Regions from separate parts of the Homo sapiens genome. Here region 2 is linked to region 1. The links are chromatin contacts, found by Hi-C or POLR2A ChIA-PET in ENCODE. All regions are on one chromosome and are shown on one strand. The core of a region is the stretch at or near the end of the contact, and the rest is flanking DNA. Distances in the headings are between cores, read along the strand shown. Region 1 holds the start of FBXO2 (F-box protein 2). Region 2 overlaps PLOD1 (procollagen-lysine,2-oxoglutarate 5-dioxygenase 1).

Region 1 (3,565 bases), core at 1-2,500:
TCCGGCCCTGGCCCCATCGGACACCTGATGCTCCCCGAAAGGTGCACCTCACCCAGTCCCCTCTTCTGGCCCCGGGGCCTGGCACTCGAGGCCCCAGATCCAATTACAGCTCCCCCCACCCTCTCTCTTACACACACAACTCCCCACATTGTTGCCGGCGGAAAGTTATCTGGCCCCTGGAAGCTGCCTGCCTGCGAGGCTGACTCACTCACCTGGAGTGGGCCCCAGAGTCCAGGGTATAGCTGATCCCTGGGAAAAAGCAGGAGCCAGTTCTGGAGCCCTACAGAGGGTGTGGCCAGAAGGCCGTGGATTGGGAGCAAGGGCTGCGAGAGCTGGAATTTTCAGGGCTGGAGGCGGGGGAATGGGGGGTGAGGGGGGGCCTGAGCTTTCATCAGTCTGTTTGCCACCGCCTAACCCAAGCAATGCCCATCCCCAGCTGGACCTGATGAGGAAAGAGTGAGGGCTGTCTGCAGGCAGGTCTTGTTTCCATCCTGACTCAGCAGGCAACCCCTGCAGGCCCCGCAGGGAGTTGGAGGGATGGGGGTGAGGGGTCTTGGGTGCCAGAGAGGATGACTGGGCAGCCTGGGAAGGCCCTGAGCACCAGCCAAAGCTGCCCCCAACGCTCCCTCACCGCTAGTCGGGTCCCCACTGGGCATCTCACCACCCCGGGGAGGGGCAGCCCCTCCAGACAAGGGAGCTCAGGAGGAAGGCAGGAATAGGTGAGGCCAGGCCTGGGACCCCAAGGAACCCACGGGGATTCAGACGGCCCAAGGCCCAGAGCTGGAAGAGCTGATGAAAGAAAAGGCTCGCAGCCTCCCTCCCAGACGCATCCCAGGCCCCCGCCAGACAGACCCTCAGGAAGCTGGGAGGCGGGAATGTGGGGGTCCTCTGGTGCTACTTCCTGGCTAAATGGGACCCAGGAGTTCTCTCTCCTTGCCAGTCGCCTCTCAAGGCCTCCCGCCAGACCAAGATAGCAGAGAGACGTGCTCTTTGGAGACCGCCTCTAGGGCTTCGCTGGCGTGAAAGTTTGCCGCGCCAGGTCTCCGGGTCCCCTCGCTCTCTGACGCCCCTCTGTGCAGCGCTCGCCCGCCGACCCCATCTCCCCTCCCCGCCGCAGCGAGCGGTCCAGGCGTCGGCTACCTGGGTCACCGTCTCCGTCCATCGCTGCGGAGGGCGGTCGCGAGAGGAGGAGCCGGAGCGCTGCGGGCTGCGCGAGTCCCGGGGCGGCGAGTCCCGGCGCTGTCCGCGTCTGTGTCGGTCCCGGCGACCGCGCCTCTTAAAGGCCCCCGACCCGACCCGCCCCGCCCCGCCTCTGGCCCCGCGCCCGGCCGCCCCGCAGTCCCAGCAGTCTGCTCGAGGCCCGGGGCTGCGGGTTCCTCAGCGGACCGAGGAGGCTGGGAAAGGTCAGGAGTCGTTTTTTTTCCAACTGGGGAGGGGTCCGATTTGGGGCATCTCGCAGCTCGCTCCTGGGGGACTGCTGGGAGGAGGCGGCTAGGGGAGGCACGGAGAGGCTGGGTCAGGCCGAGGGTGAGGGGCGGGTGGCCCAGGCGGAGTCGGAGTATAGGAGGTGCCTTCCGCCCCACCCCCCACACCAGGTAATTTTCCTACGACGCGGTGGGGGTGCGTCCCTGGCCCAGCGCTGCGCGGGGCGGGGCGCGGGGCGCGGGGGCGGGGCCTGGCGGGCCGGGGCGGGGCCTCGCTTTCCAGGCAAGCGCAGGTCCAGGCGGTGCAGCTTGGGCGGCCCAACGGATCGTGCCGCGGCGGCCGAGCGCAGGTGACCGGCAGGAGGGGGCGCGGGGGGCGCTGGGGAGGGGGCGCGGCTGGGCGGGGGCTGCCGGGAAGGCTCCTGGGTTCCGGGTCGCGCCGCAGTTGCCGAGGGAGGCCTGGCACCGACCAGGCCCAGGCCGCCGAGCTTGCCCGGGCTGCGCTGCGCGGCTGCGAACGGGGGCTGGGGTCGCCATCGATGTACAGGGGTCCGAGCCCAGACTTTGGGGGGCATTTTAAGGCACAGCGTGGGAAGGGGAGGCTGCAGGCGCGCTGGCGGACTTGGGGCTGGCGGAGCCCAGCCGCGGGGCTGGGGGTGGGAGTGGGGGTGGGGAGATAGGAAGGGCCCTTCCCTGTCGCCCACCCTCTTGCCACTCCCACCTAGGCAGGAGATCATGTCCTCTGAGATCTTGAGAAGGTGGCTGGAGCCCTTTGGACCTCCGCGGGAGGCAGTGATAATTAGCCTCCTCCTCCCATCATGTTCTGAGGATGGGAGAGAGGATGGTGACGGCACCGGAGGCCTGGGGTGCTCTGCCCGGCTGCGCATTATATCCCCATTAAAGACTGGCCTACTGAAAAAGGCTGGCCCTGGAATCAAAGAAGATCCGGGCTTCTTCCCCCTCTGCCCTTATTTTTGACCTTGGGCAGTGCCTTCCACCTCTATTGTGAGAGGCCAGAGAAAAAAATCAGAGCTCACCTTTTATTAAAGTACCTGATGTGTCCCAAGCTCCTTGGACCGCCCCAGTGACCCCTGGAGGTAAGGCATCCATTTACAGAGAAGGAAACAGGCTGGGAGAGGCACCATGCTCTCCCGAGATAAATGGCAGAGCAGGGATGAGGCCTGCAGCATAGCTTTTCAACAGCTACAGGAGGGTGTCCAGAAGCCACAAGCCATGGCTGTGGGGAACATCAACGAGCTGCCCGAGAACATCCTGCTGGAGCTGTTCACGCACGTGCCCGCCCGCCAGCTGCTGCTGAACTGCCGCCTGGTCTGCAGCCTCTGGCGGGACCTCATCGACCTCGTGACCCTCTGGAAACGCAAGTGCCTGCGAGAGGGCTTCATCACTGAGGACTGGGACCAGCCCGTGGCCGACTGGAAGATCTTCTACTTCTTACGGAGCCTGCACAGGAACCTCCTGCACAACCCGTGCGCTGAAGGTGGGGTACAGGCCGGGTCTGGCATGCCTCCAGTACACAGTCATGACACCAGGAACATGTATTGAGCACTTAGTATGAGCCGGGTACTTTGGATGGTTTAACACCTTTACTTCTCTCACAGTAACCCAAAGAGGTAGCTACTGTTAGTGCACACATTTTTCAGATGGGCAAACTGAGGCCAAGAGTGGTGTTTCTTATTCTTACTATACTCTTTTTTTTTTTTTTTTTTTTTTGAGACGGAGTTTCACTCTGTCACCCAGGCTGGAGTACAGTGACACAATCTTGGCTCACTGTAACCTCCACCTCCCAAGTTCAGCCTCCCAAGTAGCTGGGATTACAGGCATGTGCCACCACACCTGGCTAATTTTTTTTTTTTTTTTAGATGGAGTCTCGCTCTGTTGCCCAAGCTGGAGTGCAATGGTGCGATCTCGGCTCACTGCAACCTCCACCTCCTGGGTTCAAGCGATTCTCCTGCCTCAGCCTCCCGAGTAGCTGGGATTACCGGTGCCCGCCACCACGCCCAGCTAATTTTTTGTATTTTTAATAGAGACACAGTTTCACCATGTTGGCCAGGCTGGTCTCAAACTCCTGGCCTCAGGTGATCTGCCCGCCTTGGCCTCCCAAAGTGCTGGGATTACACGCA
Region 2 (7,756 bases), core at 763-3,262, 310 kb after region 1:
GCCCCACCCCATATATTTTTGTGACTTTTTTTTTTTTTTTAAACATGCAGCAAGATGAAGTTTTCCCCTGTGACCAACATTTCAGGACCAGAACACGCTCCTTTTCTTTTACGCATTTTTTCTTTCATTCTGTGTTCAGTCCTCTGGGAAGACTTCCCTGATCACATTCTTAGTGTCAGGCCTGGGCTGGGCCCTGGGGACATAGCGGTGACTGCACTTGGTCTCTGATATTGGGAACTTCAGTTCGGCGGGTGGAGGAGGCTGCACTGTTGCCCGTCTGGGAGCGTGCAGGGGAGGGGTGAGGGCAGGGGAGGGGTGGGGGAGCGCCTCTTCCACCGGGCCTGTCCTCCCCAGGATGTGTTCATGTTCCTGACCAACCGGCACACCCTTGGCCATCTGCTCTCCCTAGACAGCTACCGCACCACCCACCTGCACAACGACCTCTGGGAGGTGTTCAGCAACCCCGAGGTGAGGCCAGGGTGGGCACATAGGGGCTGGGAGCAAAGGGGCCCAGTGATCCTGCAGTCGGAGGGACTTCCCTCTCAGAGTCTTACAACAGCCAGGACCCCTGTAGGCCACCTGCCACCCTCCCTTCACCCCAGGAGGCTATAGGGCAGGATTTGGGTAGGGAGAGAAGGGTGTCCAGAGAGGCAACACCATCTATTGGAGGAGGGACCAGGACTCAAGAGGCCTGGGTTTGTGGCCTAGATCTGCCATCATCTGGGACTTAGTTGAGCCTTCCAGCTTTGGGGACCTTAGTTATCTTAGCTCCAAAATGGGTATACTGTCCCAGCCTGTCTTACCCATGAGGGTGTTGTGATGATCAGAAGGGGAGACAGTTGTAACTGTTTCTAGACGTTGGGAGCTCACAGCTGATGGGTGTAAGCACATGCCTGCACACAGACATATACACACAAGCACACACATGTACATACATGTGCAAACACCACCTCCTATGGGCACACCTGTGCACCCAGACAACACACACGCACCCAGTGGGTGCAGGTGAACACCTGCCTCTGTCAAGCACGTACACCTTCACTCCCACTTTGAGGGGTCTGCTCTGAGCATCCCTGGCAGTTGAGCCAATGGTGAGGACCCTAGCCTGCTTCCCACTTCCCACAGGACTGGAAGGAGAAGTACATCCACCAGAACTACACCAAAGCCCTGGCAGGGAAGCTGGTGGAGACGGTAAGGGCCATGGACACCCTCTTGGACCAGCCTTGCCTGCTGCAGGGGGCAGGGCACAGAAGGGAAACTGCTTGCCCTGGGGAGTGGGGGACAGCAGGATGGGAGTTGGGGGTGGAGGGATGGGAGTTGGGGGGCGGCAGGATGGGAGTTGGGGGTGGCGGGATGGGAATGGGGGGGCGGCGGGATGGGAGTGGGGGGTGGTGGGATGGGGGTGGGGGGAGGCAGGATGGCCCCTCTACCTGTTGGCACTTTCCTGCTGGAGGCTGTGGGAGTCTGCAGGGCCTCTCTACCTGGCCCAGGCAGGAAGGAGGAAAACATCCTGGATGTGATGGCCACTGTGGCCCACCATGCCTGGACCACTTCGGGGAGTGGCTGCTTCTCTCCACTCACTAATGTCTGCTTCCCCCGAGCCTGGGGCCTCTGCCCCCTCCCTCCCTCCATGCCCATGTTTCTGTCTGACCTTGGCGCTGGTAGCTCTGTGACCTCGGCTGGGAAAGTCTGTCTCTGGGCTCTGCCTCCTCCTCCCCACTCAGTCTCTCCAGGATTGACAAGGCCCTGCTCCCCGGGGACACTGGGAGGGCTCCCTGGCTTGGGTGTGTGGCCCTGAAGAGGAAGGAGGATTCTGTGGTGCCACTGTGGACCCCCTTGACTGAGTCCCTGCCCTCCCCAGCCCTGCCCGGATGTCTATTGGTTCCCCATCTTCACGGAGGTGGCCTGTGATGAGCTGGTGGAGGAGATGGAGCACTTTGGCCAGTGGTCTCTGGGCAACAACAAGGTGGGACCCTGATGCCTGGGCTGGGGCCGCAGGGAGGCTGCCTCTCCATCAGTGCCGCTCACTGTCTGGGGTCTTCTGGCAAGCTGGCCTGGCCACCCTTTCTGGGACTCTTGACATAGGGGTGCTGGCATGGGTATCTGCAGGCAGGTAGGAGTAGAGGGATTGAGAAACCTGAGATGGAGTTTGGTCCCTGAGCTGCTGTTGCCACCGTGTGGCTTTGAGTTGCCTTGACCGTAAGCTACTAGGTTTTCAGTTCCTGGTTTGCTATTGGAATGGCTTAGCTTGGTTCCCTAGACTTCCCCCAGGTGGAGCTGGGGAGGAAAGGGCCAAGGTGGGATGAGGGGCATTAGGAAGGGCTGTCGGGTCCAAGTTCATCAGACAGCAGGAGCAGGTGGCCTGCTGAGGGTGCTAGGCCCTGTGTTCTCTCCGTGAGAATCCCAACACCTGTTCCTGTCCTGGAAAGTTCAGGTACCATTTTTTTTTTTCTTTTCATGTGTGTGTGTGTGTATATATATATATATATAAAAAGAAATATATATAGATTTTATTTATATATATATATATATATTTTTTTTAAATAATAGAGACGGGGTCTGGCTGTGTTGCCCAGGCTGGTTGTGAACCAGGCACAATTTCATTTTATTTATTTTAATTAATTAATTAATTAATTAATTTAGAGACCGAGTCTCACTCTGTCGCCCAGGCTGGAGTACAGTGGCGCAATCTTGGCTCATTGCAACCTCTGCCTCCCAGGTTCAAGAGATTCTCATGCCTCAGCTTGCCGAGTAGCTGGGATTATAGACGTGTGCCACCACGCCCAGCTAATCTTTGTATTCTTTATTTATTTAATTGTGTGTGTGTAAATTTTTTTTTTTTTTTTAAGGCAGTGTCTCGTTCTGTCACCTAGGCTGGAGTGCAGTGGCATGATCTCAGCTCACTGCAACCTTCCTTTCCCAAGTTCAAGCAGTTTTCTTGCCTCAGCCTCTCCAGTAGCTGGGACTACAGGCGTGTGCCACCATCCCTGGCTAATTTTTGTATTTTTAGTAGACACTGGGTTTCACCATGTTGGCCAGGCTGGTCTCAAACTCCTGGCCTCAGGTAAGCTACCCACCTCGGCCTCCCAAATTGCTGGGATTACAGGCGTGAGCCACCGTGTCTGGCCTAAGGCACCTTTTTATTTTATTTATTTTTTTTATTTTAATGATCCCAGAACATTTATTTCCATAGGATTTTGATAAAAGAGCACAATCTTGAATAAAAATACACCACTGTACTTAAAGGCAACATTACCTACTAAGCAAACTCTGTCCTTAGCCCTTTCACAGAAGAGAAACTGCAGAAAGGAATTTTTCGTCTCCTGACAGTTTTACAACATTCATATCTCCTATGTACTTCAAGCCCCAACCCACCTCTGATTTTCTTTTTTCTTTTTTTTTTTTTTGAATGGAGTCTCGCTGTGTCGCCCAGGCTGGAGTGCAGTGGCGCCATCTCAGCTCACTGCAACCTCCGCCTCCCAGGTTCAAGCAGTTCTCTTGCCTCAGCCTCCCGAGTAGCTGGGATTACAGGCGCCTGCCACCATGCCCGACTAATTTTTGTATATTTAGTAGAGATGGGTTTCACCATTTTGGTCAGGCTGGTCTCGAACTCCTGACCTCATGTTGTGATCCACCTGCCTCAGCCTCCCAAAGTGGTGGGATTACAGGCATGAGCCACCGCACCGGGCACCCCACCTCTCATTTTCTACGTCCTTTTTTTTTTTTTTTTTGGTGAAGTGGAGCCTCGCTCTGTCGCCCAGGCTGGGGTGCAGTGGTGCAGTGGTGCAGTGGTGCGATCTCGGCTCACTGAAACCTCTGCCTCCTGAGTTCAAGTGATTCTCTTGCCTCAGCTTCACAAGTAGCTGGGATTACAGGTGCTGGCCACCATGCCTAATTTTTTTTTTTTTTTTTTTTTTGAGACGGAGTTTTGCTCGTCACCCAGGTGGAGTGCAATGGCACAATCTCAGCTCACTGCAACCTCCGCCTGAGTAGCTAGGATTACAGGTACCCACCACTACGCCTGGCTAATTTTTGTATTTTTAGTAGAGACAGGGGTTTCACCGTGTTTGTGAGGCTGGTCTGAAACTCCTGACCTCCGGTGATCCACCCACCTTGGCCTCCCAAAGTGCTGGGATTACAGGCGTGAGCCACCGTGCCTGGCCTCATTTTCTAAGTTGTTTAACAGAAATGTGTGTTCCCAAGTTTAAGGCACCGTTTTTAAAGGCACATGAGACCCTGGACCTGTGTGCCAACCTCTGACCTGGCAACTGGACTAACCTGAAGTTCTGGTTATCTTCCTAATCCACATGCTTTGGTTGCTGAGCTGATCTCCAGAAGCCAGGAACTGGACTAGCCCGTGCATTCTGGGGGCTGGCTGATGCTTGTGCTCCAGTGACAGGGCCAGACCTCGGACCCCAGCTGACTCTGGCCCTGGAACAAGTTTTCAGTGCTCTGTAACAAATGACTGTGGCTCAGAATAACACCCGTGTGTTATCTCCTGGTTTCTGTGGGTCAGGAATCTGGGCCCAGTTTAGCTGGGTCATTGAGGTGTCAGCTGGGGTTGGGGTCTCATCTGAGGCCCAGGATTCCATTCCAAACTCACTTGGTTGTTGCAGAATTCATTCCCCTGCAGCTGTAGAACTTAACTTGCTTCTTCAAGGCCAGCAAGAGACAGAATCTCTCTTCAGTATCCTCCTTTAGCCAGGCGCAGTGGTTCATGCCTATAATCCCAACACTTTGGGAGGCTGAGGCAGGAGGATCGCTTGAGTCCAGGGGTTTAAGACCAGCCTGGGCAACATAGTGAGACCTCATCTCTACAAAGAATAAAATTAGTGGCTGGGTGCATGGCTCACGCCTGTAATCCCAGCACTTTGGGAGGCCGAGGTGGGCAGATCACCTGAGGTCAGGAGTTCGAGACCAGCCTGGCCAACATGATGAAACCCCATCTCTACTAAAAATACAAAAAAAAAAAAAAATTAGCCAGGCATGGTGGCGCACGCCTGTAATCCCAGCTACTCGGGAGGCTGAGGCAGGAGAATCACTTGAACTCAGGCGGTGGAGGTTGCAGTGAGCTGAAATGACGCCATTGCACTCCAGCCTGGGCAACAGAGTGAGACTCCGTCACACACACACAAAAATAAAAATAATAAAAATAAAATTAGTTGGGCGTGATGGTGCGTGCCTGTAGTCCCAGCTACACGGGAGGGTGAGGTGGGAGGATCACTTAGGCCTGGAAGGTTGAGGCTGCAGTGAGCTGAAGTTGCGCCACTGCGCTCTTACCTGTGCAACAGAGGGATACCCTGTCTCAAAAAATAAGGTCTTTCTGCAGATGACTCACCTAGTAGGTCAGGCCCCCCCAGGATAATCTCCCTTTTGATTAACCCAAAGTCAACTGATTAGGAGCCTTAATTGTATCTGCAAAGCCTGTTCAGTTTTGTCATGTAATGTGGTCCGGTCACATTCCCGGGTGTAGGAGAGGGGAGTAGACAGAGCCTGGGGGCCATCCTAGAATTCTGCCTAAACATTCACCTCGGTCACCTCCAGGACAACCGCATCCAGGGTGGCTACGAGAACGTGCCGACTATTGACATCCACATGAACCAGATCGGCTTTGAGCGGGAGTGGCACAAATTCCTGCTGGAGTACATTGCGCCCATGACGGAGAAGCTCTACCCCGGCTACTACACCAGGGTGGGCAAGCCTGGGGCATAGCCAGGATGCGGGGACAGTTGGGTGGGGTGTCAGTGGAGTGGCTGGGACTGGTGGGGGTAGGGTGGGAGGTGGAGAAACTGGGAGGGGCCGAGGTGGAGTGAGGGTGTGGGGAGCGTGGGAGGGGCAAGGGTGGGGCATGAGGTAGAGGGACTGAGGGGTGGGGATGGGGTTGGGAAGAGCAGGGGTGGGGTGGGAAGTGGTAGAGAAGCTGGGAGGGGTGGAGAGGAGTAGGGAGCCTGGGAGGGGCAGGGGTGAGTGGGAGTGGAAAGCCTAGAGGGGCGGGGGGGCAGGGGTGAGGGAGTGGAGAGACTGGAAGGGGCAGGAGTTGGTGGGGAGGTCGAGGCCAGTGTGGGGCAGGGGGATGGGGTGGGAGGGGTAGGGTGGAGTGGGGGGCTTGGGTGGAAGGGCCAGGGGTGGGTGGGGGCTGGAGAGTCTGGCAAGGGGAGGGGCTGGGGAAGGGGTTGGGTTGGAGTACGGGTGGAGGAACATCCCAGCTTATGGGAGAGGCCTGGATATTTGGTCCCCAGGCAGGAGTGAGGTCTCACCGCACACACCCCCTCCATCTAGTAGCGTGTGGGAAGACAGGGTGCTGGGCTGGGACTCTAGGGCCGGCTAGTTGGCCTCTAGCCTGAGCTGGAGTCTCACTCAGCCTCATGAGTAGCTGGGATTACAGGCACCTGCCACCATGCCTGGCTAATTTTTGTATTTTTTGTAGAGACAGGGTTTCACCATGTTGGCCAGGCTGGTCTCAAATTCCTGACCTCAAGTAATCCGCCCACCTCTGCCTCCAAAAGTGCTGGGATTACAGGCATGAGCCACCGTGCCTGGCCGACCTCAGCTCTTTTGAATCTTTCTTCCTTGTCATTAACCCTGCCTCAGTGGCTCCTATACCAGCCCACCAAAAAAGCACCCCTGCCCACCTTAGCTGGCCAGCGTGCCCACTCCCTCCCTAGCCACAAGCCTGTGCCCCACGCCTGGGCCCTGCTTCGTCCGAAGCAGCCTTCTTCCAATAGTGAGGAAAACCCTGAACTCCTGTTACTGACAGTTGTCATTCATCCCTTGAATGCTTACTGTGGTTCCCCGGAAACAATTACCTGGCTGGCCTCGGTTAATTCTCACAATTCTTTCCAGTGCTATCACTCATGTGTCTGTCCACTGCTACCTTGGCTTTCTCCAAGGTACTTTCTCCAAGACTCAGTTCCTTCCTTGGTCTCTGGTTTCTCCAGATACCTGCCCATGGCGTGCCTGGGTCCTGCCTCAGGGAATCCAGCCTGGATAGTTGCCAGAAAGGGTTGTGAGGATTGGATGCCCCCCTTTGTCTTTGTCTTTTCATTCATTCCTTCGTTCCTTTCTTCCCTTCCTTCCTTCCTTCCTCTCTCTCTCTCTCTCTCTTTCTTTCTCTCTCTCTTTCTCTTTCTCTGTCTCTTTTTCTTTCTTTTCTTTCGCACTTGTCACCCAGGCTGGAGTGCAGTGGCGCAATCTTGGCTCACTACAATCTCCGCCTCCCAGATTCAAGCGATTCTCCGGCCTCAGCCTCCCAAGTAGCTGCGATTACAGACGCCCACCACCATGTCTGGCTAATTTTTTGTAATTTCAGTAGAGATGGGGTTTCACCATGTTGGCCAGGCTGGTCTCAAACTCCTGACCTCAGGTGATCCGCCCACCTTGGCCTCCCAAAGTGCTGGAATTACAGGCGTGAGTACCATGTCCGGCCTCCTTCCCTTTCATTTCTTCTCTTCCCTTTCATTTCTTCTCTTCCCTTTTCCTCCCTTCCTCCCTCCCTCCCTTCCTTTCTTCCTTCCCCTCTGTTCTCTTCCTTCCCTCCCTCTCTCCCCTCTGTCCATACATTTTTGTTGAGAACCTTTTCTGTGCCAGGTAGTTGCAGGCACTCGAGCATAGAGCCCCATGTAGACCTGGCCCCTGTAAGCTGACCTGCAGCAGGCCAGACCAGGCCCCATGTGTGCACCCTCCTCTCCTGGCCTTTGTGTCCTCCTTAACTAACACGGGCTCTCTTGTCCCCCTGCCTTGGTACAGGCCCAGTTTG

Evidence for each region. Hi-C counts contacts between places; a loop is a spot of excess contacts on that map. ChIA-PET counts read pairs that join two places held with the same protein, here RNA polymerase II (POLR2A). Pooled maps may share reads with other maps.
Region 2: a loop to region 1 is called in a map of OCI-LY7, with 4 times the contacts of the local background. The contact joins the enhancer-like site here to the promoter of FBXO2 in region 1. A Hi-C loop is called at or near these places in 1 of 168 maps with a recorded cell type or tissue (OCI-LY7) and 4 of 50 pooled maps. POLR2A ChIA-PET finds 5 or more read pairs at or near these places in 6 of 52 experiments (GM12878, H1, HEK293T and 3 more).

The regions. Positions count from the first base shown.
Region 1 is chr1:11,653,179-11,656,743 of GRCh38, forward strand. It overlaps FBXO2 (F-box protein 2), which reads right to left and starts at 1,251. Exons shown (of 6, transcript NM_012168.6): 1 at 1,141-1,251. The coding sequence starts at 1,162. It overlaps FBXO44 (F-box protein 44), which reads left to right and starts at 1,699. Exons shown (of 6, transcript NM_033182.7): 1 at 1,699-1,774; 2 at 2,628-2,922. The coding sequence starts at 2,658. RefSeq lists silencers at 1,201-1,340, 1,581-1,810, 1,861-1,930.
Region 2 is chr1:11,965,126-11,972,881 of GRCh38, forward strand. It overlaps PLOD1 (procollagen-lysine,2-oxoglutarate 5-dioxygenase 1), which reads left to right. Exons shown (of 19, transcript NM_000302.4): 14 at 355-468; 15 at 1,126-1,191; 16 at 1,862-1,966; 17 at 5,545-5,691; 18 at 7,747-7,756. Among named protein-coding and RNA genes, the nearest start is that of MFN2, 11 kb to the right of the region's middle. RefSeq lists enhancers at 1,292-1,792, 1,793-2,293. Within about 2 kb of position 2,013, at least 2 of the 41 ENCODE cell types and tissues checked have a DNase peak (open chromatin) inside an H3K27ac peak, as active enhancers do.